Regions from separate parts of the Mus musculus genome. Here region 2 is linked to region 1. The links are chromatin loops, found by intact Hi-C in ENCODE. Cell type or tissue: gastrocnemius. All regions are shown on one strand. Links, peaks and the distances in the headings refer to the core of each region. The heading gives the core; the rest is flanking DNA. Region 1 overlaps Me1 (malic enzyme 1, NADP(+)-dependent, cytosolic). Region 2 holds the start of Prss35 (protease, serine 35).

Region 1 (8,337 bases), core at 92-8,091:
CCCACAAATTGAGTACTTAATGACATACCAGGTGATGGCCTAGAAACTGTGGTATGGCACTGAAGGAAAGAGGAGGTATTCTGTTTTTATGGAACATATTGGTGTGTGGATCTATACGGAGCACAAAAGGTTGAATATAAACAAATCTGGCATTGTTCAGTGCAGAGAATGAAAAAAAAATGAGTTGAAGGTAACATTTTAAGCACACTGGTCAAGGCAAGCTTCACTGAGCAAAACAGATCTCTGGAAATTTCAAATTTCAAAGATGAGACAGCTAGCCTAGTGGAAAACCAGGCAGAGCCACCAGAGGATGGTAAAAGTCCAAGCAGATGACACTTCAATTAGAAAAGAACAGTAGTCCATGTTAATGTAGGTGAGGTCAAACAGTAACAAAGTCGGGAAGGAACCAGGAAGCCAGGAGGCAGAGAACCTTTCCTGTTAGTACAAAGCCCTTTTCATTCTGAACGAAATGGTGAGGACTGCCAAGTTCTGAGCAGAGAAATTACTCAACGAAGAACCATCTTGGCCTCTGTGTTACGAACACACTAGAGGGCAACAAGTGGGGAGGAGTAAATCCAGTTAGGAAGCTACAATAGCCCAGAGAAGCAAGATTAGGTAACAGGCAATGGCTAAGCCCTGCATATATTAACATTTCGAAAGCTTTGCCAATAAGCTGTGTATAGAGCGGTAATTCTTGTTCTTAGTGCAGCAAGAATGAGCTTTCGTGTGGTGAGACGGAAAAGGTGCAGCAAGAGCTGGCTTAGGAGTGGGTGCAAGAGCAGGTACCCACATATATAACTAACATATACGATCTAATACATACGGTCTTTATATTGTTTTACTACGGATTCAAGTAGAAGTACCAATAAGGAGACTGGTTACACAGGTCTAGAGCTGAGATAAGATCTCCAAGCTAGAAATACAGACCTATGAGTGACAAATAAAAAGATCTCTGAGCAGTGAGATCAACGAGAATCAGAGACGAATAGTTTAGAGAGGTTTCAGGTGAACAGAAAGAAAAAAGTCATGAAAAGCCCAAAGAGTACTTGGTGGGAAGTAAGGAGGGAAATCTGTCACAAAAAATACGCACTTAACAGTCTGGAGATTAAAGTTTTGTTTTGTTTTAAGATTGATTGATTGATTGATTGATTGATTGATTTTATGAGTACCCTGTAGCTGTCTTCAGACACACCAGAAGAGGGCATCAGATCCCATAACAGATGGTTGTGAGCCACCATGTGGTTACTGGGGATTGAACTCAGGACCTCTGGAAGAGCACTCAGTGCTCTTAACCACTAAGCCATCTCTCCAGCCCAGTTTTTCTTTATCTATATTCTGAGTAAGTTATTTTTAAACCTACACTTTCAGATATAGAATTGCTGGGGTCAACTCACATTCTTTTACATGATAACCGCCAGTTGTGCCAGCACCACTTGTTGAAAATGCTGTCTTTTCCACTGGCTGGTTTTAGCTCCCTTGTCAAAGATCAAGTGAATGCGAATTGATCCATACTTACCTCCTTGTACTAAGGTCAAATCTAAGTGGATCAAGGAACTCCACATAAAACCAGAGACACTGAAACTTATAGAGGAGAAAGTGGGGAAAAGCCTCGAAGATATGGGCACAGGGGAAAAATTCCTGAATAGAACAGCAAGGGCTTGTGCTGTAAGATTGAGAATTGACAAATGGGACCTCATAAAATTGCAAAGCTTCTGTAAGGGAAAAGACACTGTCAATAAGACAACAAGGCCACCAACAGATTGGGAAAGGATCTTTACCTATCCTAAATCAGATAGGGGACTAATATCCAATATATATAAAGAACTCAAGAAGGTGGACTCCAGAAAATCAAATAACCCCCTTAAAAAATGGGGCTCAGAGCTAAACAAAGAATTCTCACTTGAGGAATACCAAATGGCTGAGAAGCACCTGAAAAAATGTTCAGCATCCTTAATCATCAGGGAAATGCAAATCAAAACAACCCTGAGATTCCATCTCACACCAGTCAAAATGGCTAAAGTCAAAAATTCAGGTGACAGCAGATGCTGACGAGGATGTGGAGAAAGAGGAACACTCCTCCATTGTTGATGGAATTGCAAGCTTGTACAACCACTCTGGAAATCAGTCTGGCAGTTCCTCAGAAAACTGGACATAGTACTATTGAAGGATCCCACAATACCTCTCCTGGACATATATCCAGAAGATGTTCCAAATGGTAATAAGGACACATGCTCCACTATGTTCATAGCAGCCTTATTTATAATAGCCAGAAGCTGGAAAGAACCCAGATATCCCTCAACAGAGGAATGTTGAGGAATGGATACAGAAAATGTGGTATATTTACACAATGGAATACTACTCAGCTATTAAAAAGAATGAATTTATGAAATTCCTAGGCAAATGGATGGACCTGGAGGGTATCATCCTGAGTGAGGTAACCCAATCACAAAAGAACTCACATGATATGTATTCACTGATAAGTGGATATTAGCCCAGAAACTTAGAATACCCAAGATACAAGTTGCAAAACACATGAAACTCAAGAAGAACGAAGACCAAAGTGTAGTCACTTTGCTCCTTCTTAGAATTGGGACCAAACACCCATGGAAGGAGTTACAGAGACAAAGTTTGGAGCTGAGACGAAAGGATGGACCATCTAGAGACTGTGGCGCCCAGGGATCTATCCCATAATCAGCCTCCAAACGCAGACACCATTGCATATGCCAGATTTTGCTGAAAGGACTCTGATATAGCTGTCTCTTGTGAAGCTATGCCGTGCCTGGCAAACACAGAAGTGGATGCTCACAGTCAGCTATTGGATGGAACATGGAGCCCCCAATGGAGGAGCTAGAGAAAGTACCAAAGGAGCTAAAGGGGTCTGCAACCCTATAGGTGGAACAACATTATGAACTAACCATTACCCCCACAGCTCCTGTCTCTAGCTGCATACGTATCAGAAGATGGCCTAGTCGGCCATCATTGGGAAGAGAGGCCCCTTGGTCTTGCAAACTTTATATGCCCCAGAACAGGGGAACACCAGGGCCAAGAAGTTGGAGTGCATGGGTAGGGGAGTGGGGGACGAGGGTATGGGGGACTTTTGGGATAGCATTAAAAATGTAAATGAAGAAAATGTCTAATAAAAAATAATTAACATGCAAAAAAGAGAATTACTGGGGTCAAGAGATAAAACTGTTGAACAGGCAAATCTATTTTTTAAGCATTGATTTATTTTTACTTTAAGTACATTAGTGTTTTTGCCTTCATGTGTGTGAAGGTGCTGGATCCCTTGAACTGGAGTTGCAGATAGTTGTGAGCTGCTATGTGGGTGCTGGGAAGTGAATCTGAGTCCTCTGGAAGAGCAGCAGCCAGTGCTCTTAACCACTGAGCCATCTCTCCAACAGCGACTAAGCAAGTATTAAAGTAGATATGTGCTACACTATTAAAGAAGCTGAGTTCAGTCACGGCAACAGAAACCTGAAATGATACCCAGATTGCTCACTGTTATCCCAGGGATCACCTAAGCCACAGAGGAACACTTCGCCACAGACCATGGCCTATTCTTTTTTCCCAGGATGACCTATGTCCAATTACCTGATACAGACACATTCAGGATTGGCCAGGACAGGCCAGAGAGCGACAATAGTAGAGGCAGTCATGCCTGAAGAACCACTCAACATCCTCTGCTCAATCCTGTGGCTTGTGTCTTTCTTCCCTGGGAGTTACTCACAAGAGCACTTCTGAAAGAATCCTTAAACGCTGAGCCTCATTTCAGAACATGCCTCCTGGGTAACCTAGTCCACGACATCTGCTGTCAGGACGGGTCTGCAAAAGCAGGCGTTAAAATGGGTCCTATGACCTAAGTCAGTCCACAAGGATTCCCTGGCAGTAATTAGATCTCAATACACAAGGTGGCAGCCCAACTATTATAATTCTCTCCGGAGGTGACCCGCTCGGTATATCAGTAAAAGAGAATGTTGACTGGAGTGCTGTTTCAGAGTTTTTGAGAAAGCACACGAAGAGGGTAACAGTAAAAGAACACAAGACTTGTTGGCAAATAACCATCAACATGAGGGCCAAAGGCCTCGCTTGTACAAACAGACTTATAGATTCCATAGAGCCGTTAGCAGAAGACCCTGGTGGCAAGAACAGGGTGTATACACACCAGTGAGCCTCCAAGATGCCCAAGCCACTCACATTTGCTCCATTAGAATCTGGTAGAGTGAGCGGATACTTGCTACATGGAGAGGGATACTTGGCTTGATCGTCCCAAATTTTAAATCCTCAGAGTCGACACCGTTTTACGACTGAACAGAAGTCTTTTTTCTCCTCTCACCATTAATGAAGTCAGTCTTCTGTCAGGAGACGGTATACACCTTCATCTCCTTCAGACCCCACTGGGGCCCATAACAGCATCTACCACATCAGAAGCCACGTGGGCCATGCTGGAGCCTATGAAGGAAGAGAGCTTCTATATCCCAGAGGAACAGATGTAGGTAGCTTGTGTTAGCCAAGAGCAGTCCAAGTGAGCTTAATTATGAGGGTTTTTCATCAGATCCTGGACCCGAATGTTAGGTAGTGATTTTCAGACAGTTTCTTAAGATGCAGAATTTAACAAATGCCAAGAATCCCCAGAGATGACACAAAGTGACTATTAAAATAATTGCTAGGTACCTACCCAAACCAATGGCTCATACTAAGTAAGGCTGGCTTCTAGAAACATTGCCATGGATGGGAGAAGCAAGAATTTCTGGGCTCAGAGAAGGGCATTCTAGGATATACAAACTATATATAGTGCCTCCCTCCCCCCCCCCCAAAAAAAAATCAGGTGACTATCTTCTAAAACAATGACAAAAAGCCACATAGAATATGCTGGTGCGAAGCCTCCAAATCACTGAAAAGCTTATTTCCGGATCTCAAAAGACCAGGATGGACAGAAGACAACGGTGATACATAGCCAGGCTTATTGATAAGCTGTAAGAGGGGTGACAGGCCTCCAGAAGGAAGCCTAATGGGTGCAGCTGTCCTTAGAGGGGCAACAGCAATGTATGTGAGACAATGGCCCACAGTCATGAGAGAGAATAGAGACAGCTTTTCCTAGCCTGTCACTCAGTGTTTGCTACCAAAAGAAATCAAAGACAAACAGCTACACAATTGAAAGCAGTTAACGCAATACAGTTGCAATTGCCTGTACAATTTCCAAACTTGAGCTAATCTTTTACCCAGAATTCAGAGAGAAGAGGCCTAGTTTCCAGAAGGCAAGACTTCGCAATACATTGGCAAGGATACTCGGCAATAATTCTCCCAGCTCTTCAGAGGAATCTACAACGCTTACTCAGGTAGCTAGCTACACTGGGGAAAAGGGCTCAGATGTTTAGAGGATTCTGTGCACAGAGTCTACAGTGATATCTGGAGACTTGAAACATCAAGCAGTTGCTCCCGCTCCTCCCCTTGACAGAAGCAATGTGAAGGGCAGTGGTAAGTGGGGCCCCAACCAGGTGCTCTAGAAGTCTCAATGACACCACAAATCTATACTGTGTGCGATTTCTCAACTGAGATATTCTAATTTCATACTTACTGAGTGTGTTACAATATCTTCAGGTCTTTGGTCTACACAATAAGAGCTATCACAGGGCAAACAAAGATGATGTCATACCACCTCATCATCCACCCCATCTGTACCAATATAGTAAGTTAAAACCCCACAACAGTTTTGGTGGTTGGAACTAGGCATAAACTAATGGATGCTAACAAACTCAGTAGTGCAAGGAGTGGTCCCAACTGCATTACACGAGTGTGCGGGCCCACGCTGAGGCACAGCTCTGCCTCTGTCTGCTCGAGTTCCTCCTTCTCCCTCCTACAAGGTTGTTCCCAATAGCACTTAATATATTCCATCTCAGAAACTCCAACTGCAAAAGTCACTCATCAATCATGAATTTAAGTCATATGTCCTTTTAAAATGAATTTCTCTTTATTACCCTAACGGGATAATGCTTGGTTTTACTCCTAGTCAGCTTCTAAAGGAGCAATATCAAAACAATATATTTTGAAGTCTCTGCTATTTTTCTCTAGGAAGGGCCTAGGAGGACAACTCCTCCTTTCCACCATTTTCGTTTCTGAGCAGAGTCTCACTGTATAACGCAGGCTAAATTAGAGCTCACAGTAGTCCTCCTGTTTCAGTTCCCAAATTCCTAGGATCCGACACGAGCAAACATGCCTGGCTACAGAGGTTTCATGCATCAAAAGACACTGTTGAGTCTATTAATCCTCATTTTCTTTTCATATATCTTAAGCAATCTCCCAATTCAATATTTAAAATGTAAGTTGTTTTCTGATCCTGCAAGGAAAAAGACCTTCCCAACTTGGTTCTTATCTCCAATTCTCCAGGAAGTTGTTCATGGTTTCCATAAGGATTTTGCATCATCATTGAGTGCTTAGAACAGGCTTTATAATTTCCTGTAAATATCATGAATTTGTCTTCTTTAGGTCGATTTTAACTCACAAACTGGCAGTGAAGCAACCCACATTGCCAGTGTCAGTTCCTTCTCTGTCAGGGGCTTCGTGGCACTACTGAGCCAACTTCTTGATGGTGCTCTTATTTAGAAAGTTGATAATCACAAGTTTAAGTTTTTTTTATGATAAAACCTTTAAAATTATATGTGAATTACAAGTATAAATAAATGAATGGCATCATATAATTTTGAGCTTAAAGTTTCACAACTCATATTTTCTCTATGAGTAAATATATCTTAATGTATAAGTAGGATAATAACAAAGTAATCAAACATGTTCTTTTTAAATTAGTCCATAGTGATCTAAAAGTATACTCTGAATTAAATCCCATGACAAACAATTTGAGATATTTAAATTCTGTGCAAATTGATGAAGAAACTGCCTTTCTCTTGGTTATGACTTTAAATTATAAGAAACAAAAGAATATCTTAGTTACATGAAATACCAGTGATAAAGTTACTCACAAACAAAACAATAAAGCACAACCAGTAAAGTACAAATGTATTTTTAAACAATAGTGGTTTTGTGGCTGCAAACTAACAAAATGAATGACTGTCAGTTGACAGAACTCCCTCAGAGTATATTATCGCAGAATCGCCTTCTTAGAGAAAAAAGTTGGAAAGTCTTAAAGTACCAGAAGGCCCACAACCCAATGCTTACTACACGATATGAAAACACAGTAGTATATTTAATAAATACTGTTGATGTAAGCAGAGATGTATGAATAGAAATTGATACCCTGGTGCTCTCCCTCCCTATTACAGCTCTGGGATCGTATAGCTCACACTCAGTCTCCACCTCTTCCTTCTCCCACCACAAAAGAGTCCAATATCAGCCACAAACATGAATGAAGACTGGATCTTACCGGCAGCCAAAAAAGAAGTGCCAAAAATGTAAAAAAGGAAAAGGCTTTCTTTTTCTATTCACTGTCATTGGCCAGTTCCCTACTTCCCATAAACATGCATTTCAGCTGGGCTCTGTGCGTTTAGTGTGGTAAAGCTGGAGACCACCGCCTATTTTCAATGGCAACAATGATGCTTCTAAGAACAATGCTCTTTTGGGAATAGGAACAGAGATGGCTTGGAGGATAGATACATGATGCTGCCATTTGGCCAGTGAAAGTTATAAGGAGGGAAAGAGAGAGGGGAGGAAAAGGAAGAGGAGGAGAGAGAGGGAAGGGGAGGAAGAAGACAGGAAGAGGGAGAGAAAGAGAATGCATTCTTAATTAGGTCTAATTATTAAAACATACTGAATCAAACGAGATATTTTCCTAGGTGTGTCATCAGGGTTTAGACTTTTGAAATTCAGCTCCAACACAGATAAATAAAGATTGCACATACTTGGAAGACGCTGCCTCCATGAACTCATCCAGGAAGGCGTCATACTCAGGGCCTCTGACTCGCCGGTGCCGCAGCCCGATGTACAGTGGATCCTTAAGTAACTCCTAGTGTTAAAATAGACGTGGACCCCAAAAAACAATTAGCAATAAGAAAGTCATTGACCTTTCACTAGTCTGTTTGATCATCTCTATAAGAGACAGAAACAAAGATAAAATCTCGACGTACTGATACATCGTAGCCCACACTCACTAGTTACTTAATACTGTAGAGAGTATATTCATACTCTTCACAAACCAAATTAAAAAATAATTACTAAATGTTAAAAGATTCTAGGTTAGTCTGGGGGAAAGAAAAGTAAAATATGGCAGTGGTTCTCATTAGAAAAGCTCCCCTCTGATTTTTTGTACGTAAAATTTATCACAGATGGAAATTATGTTAAGTTTTAAAATTTTACAATTTATGAAGGAAAAAAAAGAACAATTTTTTC
Region 2 (8,337 bases), core at 288-8,287, 100 kb after region 1:
TACATGATCCCTAGAAACCATCCTCTGACCTTCATCCATACCTCTTGGCAGTCACGTAACATACACACCCGACAATAAATAAGTGAAATAACAGTAATAAAGGAACCATGTGCTGTGGGTTGCTATGATAATGCTCAACACATAAAACACATTATCAGGACTGAAGACCCGAGTCTAGTCTCCCAGATCCACACTGCAGAATGAAACAGATAACCTCTCTCTACAAGTTGTCTTCTGGCCTCCACCCATGTACCATGGCAAACATGTGCTCCTCATATAACCAACCAACCCACCAACCAACCAACCAACCAATCAATGAATATAGTACAAAGAACCAGTTGTTCCATGATAGACTAGGCCTGTGAACTTATTTGATTCTTTGGTGCTATGAAGGTCAGAACTGACAGAGGTAGTTTATTTTATTTTCCTCTCCCTCTCCCTCTCCCCCTCCCCCCCTCTCTCTCTGTGTTGGGGGGCTATGGAGGTTAGTCAGGGGGCAGTTGTGAGCACAGGCTCTGAGGATGAAACCTTAAGTCTTGGGCATGCTTACGTGAATGCCCCATACACTGGACTACATTCCAAATACAGGACTCGGGGTTTCTTTTCTTTGCTCCAGACCTGCTTCCCAGTAAAAGCTGAAAAAGTAAAGCTTGTTGTGTTTTATAAAAAGGAAAGAAAGAAAGAACCAGGATATGTTTGGTAGAGTGAGGTATGGTGAGGTGGAAGGGGGTGCCTCTGTGGGTCTATACTGAGGCATCCTTTCCCCCTGAGAGACCAGTCACATATATAGTATATGTGTGATATAGTATGGAGTAGAGTTTATTTTGGGCAGGGGGAAGGGAGTTTAGGAGGGAGTAGAGACAGAAAGAGAGAAGGGGGGCAAGGAGAGGAGAAGAGAGGAGGGGAGGGGAGGGGTGGGGAGGGGAGGGGTGGGGAGGGGAGGGGTGGGGAGGGGAGTGGAAGGGAGGAGAGAAGCCAGCCATGAACACGTGGAGAGAGAGAGAGAGGTGGGAGGGGAATGTTGAGAGAAGGGTACAGAGAGGGAAGAGAGCAAGAGGATAAGTAAGGAGGGGGCAAATAGCCCCCCCCTTTTTTTTTTACTGAGTCAGTCATACCTAGCTGTTGCCAGGTAACTGTAGGGCAGAGCCTAGAAGGAATGCTGACAATGCTTTCCTCATACAATCTCCATCCCAAAGGAGTGCCCCATCCCGAGGAGAGAAGAAAGGAACAGAAAGAGTGTGATGGGAATTCTGTGGAGACCGGAGTGGGAGTATGCCAAACTTGGCTCAAAATAAAGCTACAGAAGTGAATCACAGGAGGCTGCACAAGTTGCTCCCTGGGTGTCCCAGTGTCCCAGCGTAGGCTCCTCACCTCTGCCTTTGGCCTTAGATGGAGACTCTTGGGTTGGAGGTAACCATAACCTTTACTCCCTTCGTGCTAATACTGATTAAGTTGGTTTAGGCATGCTGGCCGCTCCTCCTCCTCTTGTTTTTGCTGCTTTGTTTTTAAAACATTGGTTAAAACACGCCCTGGGTGCCTACATTCTTGCGAACCCATTTAGAGTTTTTTTCTAGCTCTTAACCATCGGTGTGCAGCAGGGATGCAGTGGTGTGTAAGCAGGATCCGCCCACCCCTCCCCTCTAAGTCAGCGTCATCGCCCCTTCCCCTCCCATCTCCAGCCACTCAGTGCAGCAGCCCCACTCTCGCCTGGTCCCGGACTCGGGGAAGCTCCGCTGAGAGGACCCTGCACTCTGCTGCCCACTAGGCTCCTGGCACCTTCCGTAGCCAGTGTCTGCATCCACCCGGATCCTTGCTGGGCAGCGCCCCTGGGACGGGAGGATACAGTAAGCATCTCAGGTAAGGATGAACTCACTGCACAGGAGGGCACCCTAGAGGCTGGACCACTCCTGAACAAGGCAGGACCCACAGGAGGAACACAGAAAAGCACTAAAGAAGGGATCACAGGCTGGCTGTTTTTTAGAGATCAACCACCCTTCTTCCATTCTGAATGAGTAACGGCCACTGCAAGGTTAACATCCGAGGAGTGAGTGATGTTTGCATTGGAATACAAATGGAATGCTTTCTGCTTAAACAGTACCAGAGGGGACCCTCTTTATTTTTGTGATTATTAACAGATGTCACTGGAAAAGGTGTAAAAACTTTTCCTGGAAAGAGGTTTGTCTCTTCCCTAAGTTGCTGCCGAAGTACTTTCTGCCTCTGTCTGCCTCATTCTCTCTCTGTCGCCCTGCCCTCTCTCCTCTCCCTTCTGCCTGGGTAGCGAAATGAACAGTGGAAGACCCGTGGGACGAGGAGGTGAGATGAAGTGGAGATCTTGGGCTTGCTTTAAAGGACCAGCCAGGGGTGAGTGGATTGAAAAAATAACCAAGTATTGAGAATTACCAAAGCTGAGTGAAGGGCACATGGAGATTAAATATTTCTCTTGCCTCATCTGTGTGTTGGTGTGTGTGTATGTGTGTCTGACTGTATGTAAGTGTGTGTTAGTATATGTGTAAATATGCATGTGTGTGTACGTGTGTGTATATATGTCTGTGTCTTTCTGTGTGTGTGTGTGTCTGTGTCTGTGTATGGGTGTGTGAGATCTTGAGACCTTTTATAATAATAAGAATTTTTGGAAAGTTGCAGCAACTCCCAAGCCTGATTGATCTGACTTCCATACCATCTTCAATTTGGAAAGTCGCTCTTCAGGGCTGAGGAGATGGTTCAGCAAATAGAAGGCTTTCCTCACACACATGAAGACCTGAGTTTGGATCCCCAGAACCCACAGAAAACCAGAGGAGATAGAATACATCTGAAATCCCAGTGCCCTATAGCAGATGGGGAGAGAACATAGGAGACTCTGTGAAAGCTTCTAGGGGGTTAGCCTGGCATATGACCACACTCAAGGTTGTCTTCTGACTTCCATGGGGTTCCATTTACTCACAAGAACCAAGGCGTGCACACACATGCAGAAAGATGTTGTCTGGTATATCAAGTCTCTTCTTCCCTGTCTTTATTAATTTTTCTGGCTTCTGACATCCCCCCCTCCCCGCCGCCAAGTTCATTTGTACAGAGAATTATAAAAGTCATAACTTGCTGACTGGAGAATTGTGTTTAAGATCTGGTTTATGATTTAGCAGAGAAAATGTTAAAATCCTAGCCAAATAAGAGCCAGGCTAGAAAGTGCCAATCAAACGGTGCATGGGATTTCATTTTAGAGAAGACTCTCATGTGAGACAGTTCTATGTACATTTCTTTTCCACTTTTTTTGCAGATATTTTAAAATATGAGAGCCCTCAGTATGTGCTTGGCTCATCACACGTGAAGCTGCTACTGTGGGTCAACTTTCTCTACTGAATAGACTGCCTTTCTTTCTGTGCCCAATTCTCAAATATCCAACAAATCCATTTTAAATAGAAGCACCGGACTCAGGAATTCTGGAATGCTGGAGCTCCTTCACCTTAGACACGACAGATGGGAAATCTGAATTGGGAACATTAGGAAAGACCAACATCAACTTAGTTTACAAATCATTATTTTATAATTTTACATTTCCCTACAGGTAAACTGATATGTGATTAGCGAAATACACTGTGACTACCAAAGATAATGCATTTATTAACTATTCTTTGCTGAAGATCCAACTTAAAAAAAAAATAAAGCGTAGTCAAGAGTCATGTACGGTGCACCTCATATGCCAGCAAATGAAGGATCACCCTTGGGGTTACCTTAGTTCCATTCACCTCAATTTGATTTACACACAGCGAAACATTTTATAAATTGAGATGTACGTATCCTGCAGAAATAGCAGGAAAAAAAAGAAAAGAAAGGGAGGCTTTAGTTTTTATTGTGATGAGAAACAGAAGTTGTGGGTTACTGTAAAATAATCATCTGAGTAACTTTACCATCTTCCTTTCCCTCAAGGACTGCCAAACTTTTAAAGCAGACATTGCTCTGTCTCCAGTCCTGAAGCTGAATTTGAAAATAGTGCTATGGTATGCGGTATTTTGAATAGCCATTGGCACATTGTCAGTGAACCCTCTAACTGTTGATTCTCAGCGTAGAACTGGTGGAGAGCTTACCCCTAGTAATGGATTATAAAGTATTTGATAAACATATGGAAATATTTGGCAGGCTCGCGACTTTCCTCTGCGTTGAAATGAATCACAGCCCATGGGGTGGATGGCTCAGCCGTGCTGTAGGCCATGGTGGGAGGGTCCTGGCACTGGAGCTGTTTTGGGAAAAACACCTGCCAGAAATTTGTCTGGCTGTGGACATCGTCATCAGTCCTCAGCTCATCAGGATGGGCGATGGGACCTGGAGGTGGGTTTTGAACGTGTGATAAGTTCCATATGCGACAACTCTTTAGTGTATTGTGAACCAGTTACACTTTCCTCATCTCCCATGCTTCGAGGACAATTCTGATTCACAGCCGAATGATGTAAGAGGAAATGCAGCCCCAGACTTGCTCTTGGCAGGCTTGCTTTGCCATCTAGTGGTGGCATAGATAGCCAGCAAGGACCTGCTCCCAGGACTGGAGATGAAGCCTTCTGAAGCTCACTGACTGATGTCACTTGTCACTTGTGTGCTCTTTGTTGATCACGATTAACTGGAGAGCAAGCTTAGGTCTTATGAGACCACTCGGTAGCTGAGAAGAACTGTCAGAGGTTATGGTTTGTTTTTGTTTTTGTTTTTTTAAAGAAAGGCCTTTAAGATGGTACTCAGCATAGTTAACACTTCATTTGCTGAGAAATGATTATCATCTATACTGTTCAGCTTCCTGATTTTAGCGGCACTAATCAATACTATCATAAAATTTCCTGAGATTCTGTTTTATATATCTAAAATTGAACATTCTATTATCTTTATAAATTTTATAATTGATGTTTAGCACCTAGGAAATGAACCCCCCCCAACTTCATACTCCCAACTACTTTCAAAACATCCAGGGAAGGCAGTTTTAGAAACTATATTCTCATCTTCATCTACGTATTAAGTTCTTATTTCTTTTTTAGTGTGGTGGGAGTATGTTTGTGTGTGCTGGTTATGTATGTGTCTGCTGGTGCGTGCTCATGTGTGTGTGTAGACCAGAGGTCAGAGGTCAGACTTGGATGCTGTTCCTCAGAAACTATCAAATGTATGTCTAACTTGTGTGTGTGTGTGTGTGTGTGTGTGTGTGTGTGTGTGTGTGAGAGAGAGAGAGAGAGAGAGACTTATGACATGTTCAAGTGCCTACAGAGACCATCAAAGGAAGTCAGATTCGTTGGAGCTGGAGTTAGAGGCAGCTGTGAACTGCCAGATGTGGATGCTGAGACTGAACCCAGGTCTTTTGCAAGAGCAACAAGCACTGTTAACCACTGAGCCATCACTGAAGCACCAAGTGATTGGTTTTTTATTTCTCTGATATTCTCTCCCTCTCCCTCTCCCTCTCCCTCTCCCTCTCCCTCTCCCTCTCCCTCTCCCTCTCCCTCTCCCTCTCCCTCTCCCTCTCCCTCTCCCTCTCCCTCTCCCTCTCCCTCTCCCTCTCCCTCTCTCTCTCTCTCTCTCCTTTCTTTCCTCCTTTCTCCTGAGATGGGGTCTCACTCAGTAACTCCGGCTCTGCCAGAACTCTCAGAGACCCATCTGCCCCTACCTCTTGAGTGCTAAGGTTAAAGTGAGTGCCACCATGGCCAGCCCAGAAGCTGAGCACCTCATTTTTTAATTAGGATCTCTCTCTAGAATCAGGCCAAGATTGGTCTCCACCTACCCAGCATGCAGAGCACATATGCAGGCACCCATCCTCAGCTTTTTGTAGTGGGTTCTAGGGACCACGCTGGGATCCTGGTGCTTGCATGGCAAACACTTTAATGAGAGCTTTTCTTCCAAACCTCCTGACTTCCCATTTCTGTTCCAGTAAATTAGCCAAACCTTACAGAGGTAAATTCACAAAAAATTATTAATCTTACATGCGTGGAGCTTAGAAGTCTGAAGATCAGCAGGAAAATGTCCCTGTTAAGTTCTTCTGCTTGCTAACCCTTGGCATCTTTTGTAGACCACCTACCTCCTGAGCCACCCCACTTCAGTCTCCACTTCCATCTCCACAACTCTATCCTGCCTTCTCTTTACAAGGTCCATGGTCGCAGTTGATTCACCTGATAGCTTGGCTAATTTTCTCATCTGAAAACCTTTAGCTTAGTCACACTCTCACCATCTCCCTTACCATGTGAGGGACATAGACACAGGTCCTCATGATGAGGATGTGGGTCCGTCCAGAGACCAGTGCCTATGTGCCATAGGGAATGTACTTGGTAAAAGGTTTGGGCTATACCTTATAAATACCTACCAAAGTTTTCCTCTTGCTTTCATAGAAGAGATGGTGTCTCTGTTGGCAAGGCTGGCCTGGAGCTTCTGAGCTTCAGTGAATCTCCTGCTTTAGCCTCCCTAGTAGCTGAGACTACCTGCATGCACTGCCTCAGCTTTCTTTTGCCCCCAGTACATACTGTGCTGAGACAGTCTCACTATGCAGTCCAAGCTAACCTAGAACTGGTGAGCCTCTTGCTTCTGCCTCTCAGGGAGAGCTCATTCACTTTTTGACTTCAGGCATTGGGCAATAATGATAATTGCTGCCATTTGCTGAATGCTCCCATGGGTGCACATGTGCACATACATACACACGTATTATTCCTTCAAAAATCATGTATGCCATTCTCCATCTGTGACAGATGTGGAAAGTGCAAAGATGAGGGACCCTTAAGAGAATCACCTTGCTAGTAAATGGCGAGCATAAGTTGATATGGTTTTAAAGTCCACTGTCCCTATGGCCACTGAACTGAAAGATGGTCTCTATCGTCCATCTTTGTTATACCACTGACACTGTCATTTTCCCACTGCCGTGACATTATGTTCTTCTTGTAAATGTTGCATCACTTGGTGCTCTAGCCAGTCAGTGACACCTGCAAGTGACTTGTAGTGGCCTAGAATAAAACTCCATTACAGCAGCCATGAGTCTGCTCTGCATCTTGCCAAACTCAAGATGACCATGCACGTTTGTAGAGGTATTGTGCAGACTGCGTCCCACTTTCCTGAATCATCTTTATAGCTCATTACTACCAGTGATGCTCTTGTGCTTCCCCTGCGACCCTTGGCCCAGGCATCTCTCCTGTCTGTCGTTATTCAGAGTTCCCAGGCCAGGCCTCAGTGGTTCCTGGTATCTCAATCCTTACCACACAGGCGAAGGATAAAAGCAGAAGAGGAAATGTGGGCATGCCCTCACACTTGAGTGTGTGTATAAAAGCAGGCCGTAGTATTGAGAAGGGCAGGGATCATTAAAGGTTCAAAATGGACAATCAAGGTTCTTTTTTTTTAAGTGATTATGCATTCACTTGTGTGCCCAGACATACTTGGTAAGGTGACCTACAGTGTCACTGATCTGACTAAATAGGCCCTTACATTAGAAAAAAAAAAAATGTTTGGTGGCCAGGTGCGCAAGAATTTTCCATGATATGTTTGTGAATGAGGCCAGCCTCCTTGCTTTACATTGGGTAGGTAATATCTAATCACACTTAAGTTTAATAGGGATAAGAAAAAATATACTGCAAAGCCACAGATATTCATGGGAATGAGCAACTAGAAAAACATTCATTTGGCCATCCTTGAAGAAATATAACAAAATTAAGGGAATTTGCAAGTCAACTGGAAACTATTAGGAAATAAAGGAATTTGCAAAATAAACTCTTTAGGAACCATGTGTTTTTGGAGCTAGGGAACAGTTGGCAGAGCACTAGCCTAGCATAATGAAGCCCTGGGTTTGACCCTTGGCACCTAAATGAACCCAGTATGGTGACACATGATCCTACAACTCAGAAGGCAGAGGAAGGAGTAACAGCAGTTCAAGTTCACCCTCCCTCAGTTTTGAGGCCAGCCTGGGCCCTATGAGACTTTGTCTCAAAAGAAAGAAACTATGTGTCCTTTAACTTTGGCCCATAGTTAATTTTAGAGTAGAATAATACTTTTTTAAATAGAATTTATCATTTGTTTACCATGCTCTGATATGGGTGATAACCCTTTCCACACACATCACCTACCTCATTTAGTTCTAAAATGAACTTAGTTCACTATAAAGCAGAGCTTGCTATGGTTACCACCGTGCACTTGAAGAAAATGAAACCCAGAGAGGTAATGAGCTATCTTAAGTTCATCTGCCAAATAGGAGGAAAGGTGGACAATTCCTGACCTGAACTTACGCCCACTATGTTGGTCTAGATACACAAAAATTCTAAACACTACCTCCAGCTTCCCACTTCTAAGAACAACAGGTAATAAGTGGTGGAAATAGTAAGTCATCTCTTGTAACGATGTGTG

Evidence for each region. Peaks named below come from ENCODE experiments on the same cell type or tissue, not always from the same donor. Only the 100,000 strongest peaks of a DNase experiment are listed, where the experiment ranks them.
Region 2: a loop joins it to region 1, with 7 times the contacts of the local background. A loop is called at or near these places in 8 of 42 quality-filtered maps.

What each region holds. Positions count from the first base shown.
Region 1 is chr9:86,638,461-86,646,797 of GRCm38, forward strand. Me1 (malic enzyme 1, NADP(+)-dependent, cytosolic) reads right to left here. Exons shown (of 14, transcript NM_008615.2): 6 at 7,851-7,954. Among named protein-coding and RNA genes, the nearest start is that of A330041J22Rik, 53 kb to the right of the region's middle. In gastrocnemius, for the core only: a CTCF peak has its summit at 3,913 (motif pointing right); no DNase peak of the experiment used is centred there; H3K27ac peaks cover 522 bases.
Region 2 is chr9:86,741,950-86,750,286 of GRCm38, forward strand. Prss35 (protease, serine 35) reads left to right here and starts at 1,684. Exons shown (of 2, transcript NM_178738.3): 1 at 1,684-1,857. In gastrocnemius, for the core only: a CTCF peak has its summit at 4,498 (motif pointing left); DNase peaks (open chromatin) are centred at 1,699, 4,240 and 4,451; H3K4me3 peaks cover 676 bases.